2 separate regions of the Homo sapiens genome follow, and region 2 is linked to region 1. A link is a contact called in ENCODE Hi-C or POLR2A ChIA-PET data. All regions are on one chromosome and are shown on one strand. The core of a region is the stretch at or near the end of the contact, and the rest is flanking DNA. Distances in the headings are between cores, read along the strand shown. Region 1 overlaps PLCL1 (phospholipase C like 1 (inactive)). Region 2 overlaps PLCL1 (phospholipase C like 1 (inactive)).

What was found. A loop is a pair of places that touch in the nucleus more often than their neighbours do. ChIA-PET counts read pairs that join two places held with the same protein, here RNA polymerase II (POLR2A). Pooled maps may share reads with other maps.
Region 2: a pooled map shows a loop between it and region 1 (5-fold over the local background). The contact joins two enhancer-like sites. A Hi-C loop is called at or near these places in 1 of 168 maps with a recorded cell type or tissue (CD4-positive, alpha-beta T cell) and 10 of 50 pooled maps. POLR2A ChIA-PET finds 5 or more read pairs at or near these places in 2 of 52 experiments (CD4-positive, alpha-beta T cell and activated CD4-positive, alpha-beta T cell).

What each region holds. Positions count from the first base shown.
Region 1 is chr2:198,003,432-198,007,826 of GRCh38, reverse strand. All of the region lies in intron 1 of PLCL1 (phospholipase C like 1 (inactive)), which reads right to left. Among named protein-coding and RNA genes, the nearest start is that of PLCL1, 200 kb to the right of the region's middle. RefSeq lists an enhancer at 2,310-2,499. Within about 2 kb of position 2,411, at least 2 of the 41 ENCODE cell types and tissues checked have a DNase peak (open chromatin) inside an H3K27ac peak, as active enhancers do.
Region 2 is chr2:197,836,856-197,840,882 of GRCh38, reverse strand. All of the region lies in intron 1 of PLCL1 (phospholipase C like 1 (inactive)), which reads right to left. Among named protein-coding and RNA genes, the nearest start is that of PLCL1, 34 kb to the right of the region's middle. Within about 2 kb of position 2,687, at least 5 of the 41 ENCODE cell types and tissues checked have a DNase peak (open chromatin) inside an H3K27ac peak, as active enhancers do.

The DNA of each region.
Region 1 (4,395 bases), core at 1,162-3,661:
ATCTTTTATGGAGACAGTCAGGGTGTAAATTATAGATAAATTGAGAAATATCAATGGTTGTGGAGCAAGAGAGCTGGAATCTGAACAAATGCTTAATGAAACACAGACCTGACTATATCCAAGTCCTAAAATGCATGTTTTTTGAAGAGGGTTTATGATGAAGTTGATGTAACTGACCCATAAAAGAGAGGGTTAACATTCTACTAATACAATGACATCCTTTACTTTGAGAAATAGTGATATTTAACTAACATCATTTCTTTACACTGTTTCACTGAAACTTCACATCAGTGGGCTCCCTTGTGCCTGTAATATTGTAAATTAGCTATTTTTTAATATATGTACTGAATTACACACATATGTCTTCATGGTCCCTGTTGAGACTGATAATTCCAGCTATTCTGTATGAGTTTGTGATAGCCAAAACAACCATAAAATATAACTAAACAGCCAGTAGGTTATCAGAAGTGAATAAAAACAAACAAGAGGGGGGTGGGGTGGTTAAAACACATTTTGACTCAATTTTTAGTTGCCAATTTCTAGATTTCCAATGAGTTTTATTTTTTATCATGTGTAGTGAGCTCAATGCTGATCCCCAAAGATACTCATTTCCTGGAAAAGCAGATCATTGTGCATATTATAGCTTCTTCTATGTGTCATGATCTGATCCTATTTTTTAATTAAAATACCACATCATCAATATTGAGGAACATTTTTAAATCCAGCCATCCAAAGCAACAGTTGTTTTCATTCACAACTTCTAATCCTTATTTTCATGAATCTGTTTCTGTAATCTAAAGATTACCTTCTAATCTTATCTTCATGAATCTGTTTCTATTTCATGGTATCTACACACAACAAGCTGCTCACTTGGTATTGCAGAGATATAGGGGTGACTATCGCTCACCTAAAGAACCTTCCTAGGAAAATGAAAGCAGGTGCCTTTAGAAACTGGTAAAAGGTTTTGGGCACAGCTCAGTTTCTAGAAGGCAGATCAACAATCATTCCACAGGGTCCTTTGCAGCAAAGGCAGCTTTCTGTTGCTCCAAAGGGCACTAAAGTAAGAAAAATGCTCTAGTCTCATTCTTGAAATATTAACACTACAGAGACAGAAGCCCAGAGCACAAAGACAGAATCTTGGCTATATATCAGCAGCCTCTCCAGGAAGAGAATCCTTCATCACATTATGTACACCCACCAAAGGTTCCAGACTATTGGGAAAATTTAGATTCTAAAAATATATGTGGCAAAAATAAACTGCGAATAAACATAAATATAAACATTATACATGCAATGACTAAAAACATGGGGGAAATGAGGCAACACGCCTCCAGAGTTCTTAAGAGGAAAATTCCACTCTGGTAGGGCATTTGGGACATATATATATACTCCAAAAGTTATACTTCCTTTACCTGAAATTCAAATTTATCTTGATGCCTTGTATTTCCATTTACCAAATCTAGCAACCCTACCCTATTGTACCAAAAATTAATTTAGCCTTAGGTATGCAAGCACACATGCCCACACACATACACATTAAATGGGATGAAAGGAGCTGCCCATCTTCAGAAAATTAATGCCATTATCACTCAACAATAATGATAACTTACTTCTGCATCAAAACATCACAAACTTCATTTTCTCATGTTTTATGTCAACAGACTTCTCACCCTGTCTTTTAACAACTCCAGTCCTTTTATGTTGTTTCCCTAGAAGGGAAGAAACTGGTGAACTGTCCCTCTTTTCTCTTAGCTTAAAATATCCTTTTCTAGATACCTAGGAATCATCTCTGAATATATTAAGCCTCCTTCAGCTGCTGGCCTAAGTGCCTTAATCAGCATTCCTATTTCAACAAGGATTTATTAAGCAGTTATTATATTCACACATTAACTGTGTTATCAAGATGTGGATGTCCCCATTTTTTTAATTAGAAAAGGAAAAGTCTGAGTGGAAGAAATGTGCACTGTTTGCTCAGCTAAAAAGAAGTCCTCAGTCCCCTTGCATCTTTCAGCACCGCCTTTTGTGATATCGGCTGTCCACGGCCTCCCTGCCCCTGTCACCAGCCTTGCCTCTCCACCTCAGGCGAGTTGCCTGCAACCCTTTGCCTCTGCCCAGTTAACCAGTCTCAGCCTTCCCTGACCACCGCCCACACCTGTTACACATTCACAGTGCCGCATACTTTTTTATTGCAGTCTGCCCGTCAACACTGAGGTGAGTCTTTAATGAATGTCTGCCTTCCCCTCAAGACTATAATATCCTTGTGAACAGGACTGCAGGACCTAACACAGGGTCTAACATAGGGTAGGCAGTCAGTAAATATAATGCAATGAAGAAACTGAAGTGTGAAAGAAAGACTTCTTGAACACTAGCCTGGAGGGACTTTCCAGGCACGATGTGCAGTTTCCATTTCAAGGCCTCAAAGAGAACTTTCCTTTGCCATCAACAGAGTGAGCATGATCTGTGAATGGATGGCTGGAGATCATATTAACCCTGGTACAAGAAGGGCATTTTCACCTTTGAAATCTGCTGGTGAATTTGCCATAATTTCACATCTTTTTTACTCATTGCCTATGCAGGGAGATAAAGCGTATATCTCACTGCCCCTATCACTTAGCACTCGGAAAATCTTGAAGTGAAGTTCTAAGTTAACACACATAAAGAAGGAGAAATAAAGGAGGGTGGAAGTGAGGGAGCGAGGGTGGAAGGAAGGAAAGTTTAAAAAGAAAATCCTTTAAAAACTCACCTCCCTACCCTGCCTTGTCTGAATATTTTATTTTCACTAAGCTATCTTAGGAACCGAAAGCTAGAAAATGACTATTTCTAGATGTGTTAATGGCCTCATGATTTCCTTTCATGTTCTGCAGCAGCAGCTAAATTAGCAGTAAGCACTTTTATGTTCATTGGCTAAGTTGGACCTTTTTAAGAACCTAAAATTGAAAACAGAACTTAAATTTCAAATAGTCTGACATGGCAAGTCTATTTTCATTCAAAATACTTCTTATACAAAAAGATGCAGGAGGCGTTTATCCTGACCAAAAATGCTATAATTTCATATTTTTTGGCATATGAGACTGAAATATGTTTAGATACTTAGGTTTTCAATGTTGGAATATTTTTCTTAAGTCTATTCTTTCCAGTATTTAAGATTTATTAACAAAAATGTGTAACAGTACTCATCTAATTCTTAGATTTATTATTTAAATATGACCACCCTAGACTTTATAAACAATACTGACTACTAAATCTTTGTATTTCTTTCAAGAGCCACAAAGTTTTTTTTAACCAAATACATCACGAACTTGACTTGGACACACATTCTACAGATAAGTTAGCCAGAGCCTCTTTAGAATTAATGTTGGAAGTAAGCCTAAGTCATATCAGTAGGACACAGTCAATGCAATAAAGATATTCATTCAAAGAGTACCCCCAAATGACAAATTCATTCAGAATGTTTTAATCAGTTAAATGTTCCCTGGCATTGGCACATGCAAGTGATCCATCAAGGAACTGAATGACTAATCCACTAAACTTCCCTGTAACTCTTCTCAATCTTTCCTGAAAGCAAAAAGAAGAGTAATTTAAATGAACCAAGTGTTTAAGATCTATTGAGTTTCCACAAAAGGCTAGCTACTGAGCAGAACATTTGTAGAAATTGGCCCAGCTTCCAGACTTGCTTTTAAAAAAAAAAGCTAAATATATTACATTGAATCCTTAAATAATGTTTAAAGTTTAATTTAATATATAGGAATATAGCAGTGAAATGACAGTTTACTTTCAGTTTTTAATTACCCTATAAGTTGAATAACTTATTCAAATAAGAATTTCTGGTCCTATGCATGCATTGAATAATATTAATCACTTCACTTTGAGGCATAAATTAAGCCACAGACTTGGTCAAGTTCCTTCTAATGGATTCTCTAATTAGGATATTCAGTTTTGTGGTGGAAAGAGGTCTTGAGGAATAACCTCAATCCATCAACCTTTTTCAACCACAACACTTTGTAATAGTTCCACCTCCAGCTCAGAAGTTTTATGAAAATATTTGTATAGGTCTGTATAGAGAATGTACAGTGAGAAGTTATTTGCATAGACCATATATTCTTCTGCGTAGGCCATATATTCTTCTGCAAACCACTTTAATGATGACAGAGTGAGCATTAGCTAAAAATATTAAGCATAGGTTGAGCCAAAAAAAAGTATCTGAGAAGAAATTATCTGAAATACTAGAAGTTAGACGAGGTGAAATACATAGTTCTTCTGTCTTAAGTAGAAGGTCTAAAAGCTAGAAGCAAGAGTTCAAGTTTCTGGCTATCACTTCCTAAACTACAACTAAAGTCAACGAACCAATACAAGAGTCCAGCACATAATTCCAAGATGTGACAGGTCCAAGGATGG
Region 2 (4,027 bases), core at 1,438-3,937, 170 kb after region 1:
TAGAAGATTAGTTGCATTCTGTTGTTTACTCACATGGCAAAGAAGTAGGCCATCTCCCTCAACTGATAAAACCAAACAAAGGGGACTATAAAGGAAGCTAGGGTGCTATGGTCCATTCGGCTTCCACGTATGAGGATCATTGGGCCACACATCAGCTTAAGAGTTGCACCCAGATCATGGCATCTGCCCTGCCCTTCCTTACTATGCATTCATTTTAGGAGCATTTATTCCTCCTATTTCTAAAGAAGATTATGCTGAGAGTAGGATTTGCCCTTTCATCAGGACTTATTTGAAATAAAATGGACCAGTTTGAGTCGTGCCAAAATGCCTTACCCACCCTCAGTCTCCCCACAACACACAAAGCGAAGTAGCTTGAAAGGGTGAGCTTCTGATGATGAAATGGAGAAGTTAGTGAACAAGCCTACATAAAAATTCAGGTTTGAAAACACATTTTTTCTCACGTATGTTTTATGTAGGCAGATTTCTAAAACTGACAATATTAAAATTATTTTCTCACCGAGAGGCATGCTATCTGCATTTTAATCAACCGATGAAGTTTTACAAAATCTCTAATGATGAAGTGCCTTCCTGACCAGACAGGGGAAAAGTAAATTGGGTGCAAAAGAGCTTCCATAGAAGGTGAAACAAACTCTTTTTAATTCATCTCAAAGCTTCAAGCTCTGTTTCAGAAATGCTGCCAAGTTTCAGGGTGAAATAAGGAAATTTCCCTTTCCCTCTAGCCAACTATTTCATTTACCCTTCTTAAGATACACTCTTTCCTTAGAAACATAGAATCTTTTATATTTAGAGATGACCTTGCACTTCCTACTATAATACTTGGTAGACAAGAGAATAGTCTTCCACTGCCAGGTTTTAAACAGTTCTTGTAGAGAAGAAAAATAAATTGAGCCAGAGTTACTGCTTACATTTATTTTCCTAGAATTCATCTCTAATGGGTATTTCTAGCTCACTCTCCAAAGATTAAAACCACAAAAGAAATGAAAAGGAAGCTTTAGAACATACTAATGCAGTTTTTAAAAAAGTAATAATAATATATGTGGGTTTGGCTAATGGGAAGCAAAAAATAAAAATCATATATGGATAATTTTGCTGAATAGTCTAATGGTCTTAAAGACTCTCTGGAGATATGAAATATGAAACCTGTTTCTTCTAACAACATTTTACTTGATCATGGACTGCATTCTTGAATTGAATATTAAGGTGGCTTGTTAGAATTATTATTTAGAAGAGGGGTCCCCAATCCCATGGCTACGGACCGGTGTCAGTCTGTGGCCCATCAGAAACTGCACGGCACAGCAGAAGGTGAGCTGCAGGTGAGCAACTGAGCATTAACAACTGAGCTCCACCTCCTGTCAGACCAGTGGCAGCATTAGATTCTCACAGGAGCTCGAATCTTATTGTGAACTGCACATGTGAGGGACCTAGGTTGCATGCCCCTTATGAGAAAATAACTAACGCCTGATGATCTGAAGTGGAAATTTCATCCTGAAACAATCCCCCCTTCCCTTGGAAAAATAGTCTTCCATGCAACCAGTCCCTGATGCTGAAAAGGTTGGGGACTGCTGATTTAGAGCATACATTTGTTTGACATAAACTGATTCCAGACTATTTCTAAAGGTTGTTTTCAAAGATTTTTGTAAAGGTACCCTGTTCAGATTTGACAGGGAGATATCAAATAGCAAAATCTTGTGTTAGTGAAATGTTTTTCTTTTTAAATATTTAGGGTAGTGTTGAGAATAACTGCTTTTCAAAAATAGATGTAAGAAGAAATAATGTGGTATTAAATTCTTCTTTTGTAAAAGTTGACAACGGCATGAAAGATTCAAAAACTGAACAGAGCAGATATATAAGGCAATACTTTTCCATTGAATAGTATTCAACATAAATGCATATGCACCAAAACAGTGTAAAAATTTCACAATTTTACTCATTGTCATATTTCTAAGATAAAGCAGGTTCCTAACAGAATTCTTAACAGTGATCTCTTTAGATAAATCAGAGAGAAAATTACAACTGAACCACTGATTCTACTGTGGGTCAGGATGGTGACCAGCTCTGGCTCATGGGCTTGACACATCCAGGCAGAACTAAGTCAGTTTTTCTGCAAATTCCCATCTCTTCCCCTGTGAAACGGGAAGTGTATCGAGGAGCTCCATTGCCACTCACCCTCTTAAAGTCAAATTTCAATCCTTTGTGATATATGTGTTTATATTTCCTTTGATTAGTGTCTCCAGAATGGTATAGAAATACCTAGCATACATGGAAAGCTATTAAAACTTTTTCAATTCATGATTTTTTTTCTAAAAGAAACTGAAAGCATACCGCATGTTATGTTCTTTGTGATCCAGTACTTTTCAAGTTAAAACATCATTCATTTCCTGAAAAATCCCAGCCTTAGTCTTCTCCAACACTAAAACTGAGGAAATCATAGCTGTCTAAATTTTTCTGCCACTACAGAGTAAAACTGAGATATTACTAAGAAAAGCATTTAGAACTCTTATGATTCATTAGTTGGTTAAGTGTTTTTCTTTGGAGAAGCTAAATGCTCTTCGAAAGCAGAATTACATGGGCCCTCCCATCTAAGTGAGGAAAGCATAAGGCAGTTTATAACACTCGACCTCTTGACATAGCCAAAGGGAAACTGAAACTCTAAAAGATGATTAGCTAGCATCACTAGAAATAACAGAACTCAAACAAACTGAGCTCCCAGGCGAGAGCTTCCTGAGAAACATGCCGCTCCCTTCAAGCCGAGAGCAAATGCTAGATATTTTCATCTTTAGCTTAACCTATCAATTTCAGCTGCTGAGGAAAGAAACTTTATACACCACATACAAATTTTAGAATGTAAAAATTATTAAACACACAGCTGAATTCAATATAGGAATGACTATTTGTTCTTTGAAAAAAAAATCACAGTTTATAGCAATCTTTGAAAAATGTAATTGGAAAAAAGGAGCCCCCAATTTCAAACAAATGCTGCTGTTTCGCTTCCCTGGTGATGCTAAATTGCATAATATTCTAACTGGATGCATATCTTCTTCTACTTTCAATATGCACCAAATGATTCCTATGATAATTAAGGATTAACATAGCTTTTGTAATAAAATCCCAAAATTTTTCCAGAAACCTAATTTTAGTTAACAATTTTACACACTAACTTTGTGCACTGAAACCAATCCACTCACTTAGTTGATTCAGTGGGTCACCCGCCAGTCATAACTAGATGCCTTTCTACAGGCCTGGCCCAATCCCGGCTCTCCATCCTTCATCCTTCAGTTCCCATCCTTAGCTTAGCCAAGTTGGATTTTTGATATCTATCTTCTCTGGAGAAAGTGGTGAAGATATATGACCTGAAGTCAGCTGATCTTGAGGCGCAATTCTAACATACTCCTGATGTCCTTCTTCCTTTAAGAAGCCACTGATTTCAAGAAAACGGCTAAGCAGACAGAGACCACAGAAAGAGGTAGCAACTGAAAACTATTGTCAAACTTGATTATTTTGTAGAATATTTAAAATATACTTACTATTTAGGGAGCAAAGTTTACAAATTGTACCAACATCTGCTTTTATCATTAATGCATATAAAACCCTTTATGTTGGATAGCATGCCAGTCTTTTGTCCTGAGATCCAGAGTCTCATTTAAATTAGGATATCCCATCTTCACCTCAAAGCCTAACTCGTCATTAGTCTCACAAACCCCATGACTCTGACCTTCTGAACCGCAACCTTAAACTTTAATGCACAAGTGGCCTCCCTTTCCAAGGAGACTCTAAATTCTTTCAGGGAAGAAATCATGATTTAGATTTTTTTTAATCTCTCACAAAAACTGATACTTAATACTTGACAGAATCTGCTCAATAAAGCCAGGCACAGTGGCTCATACCTATAATCCCAGCACTTTGGGAGGCCAAGGCAGGAGGATCACTTGAGTTTAGGAGTTCAACACCAGCCCGGGCAACACAGCAAGACTTCCATCTCAACAAAAACAACTTTAAAAAAATAAGC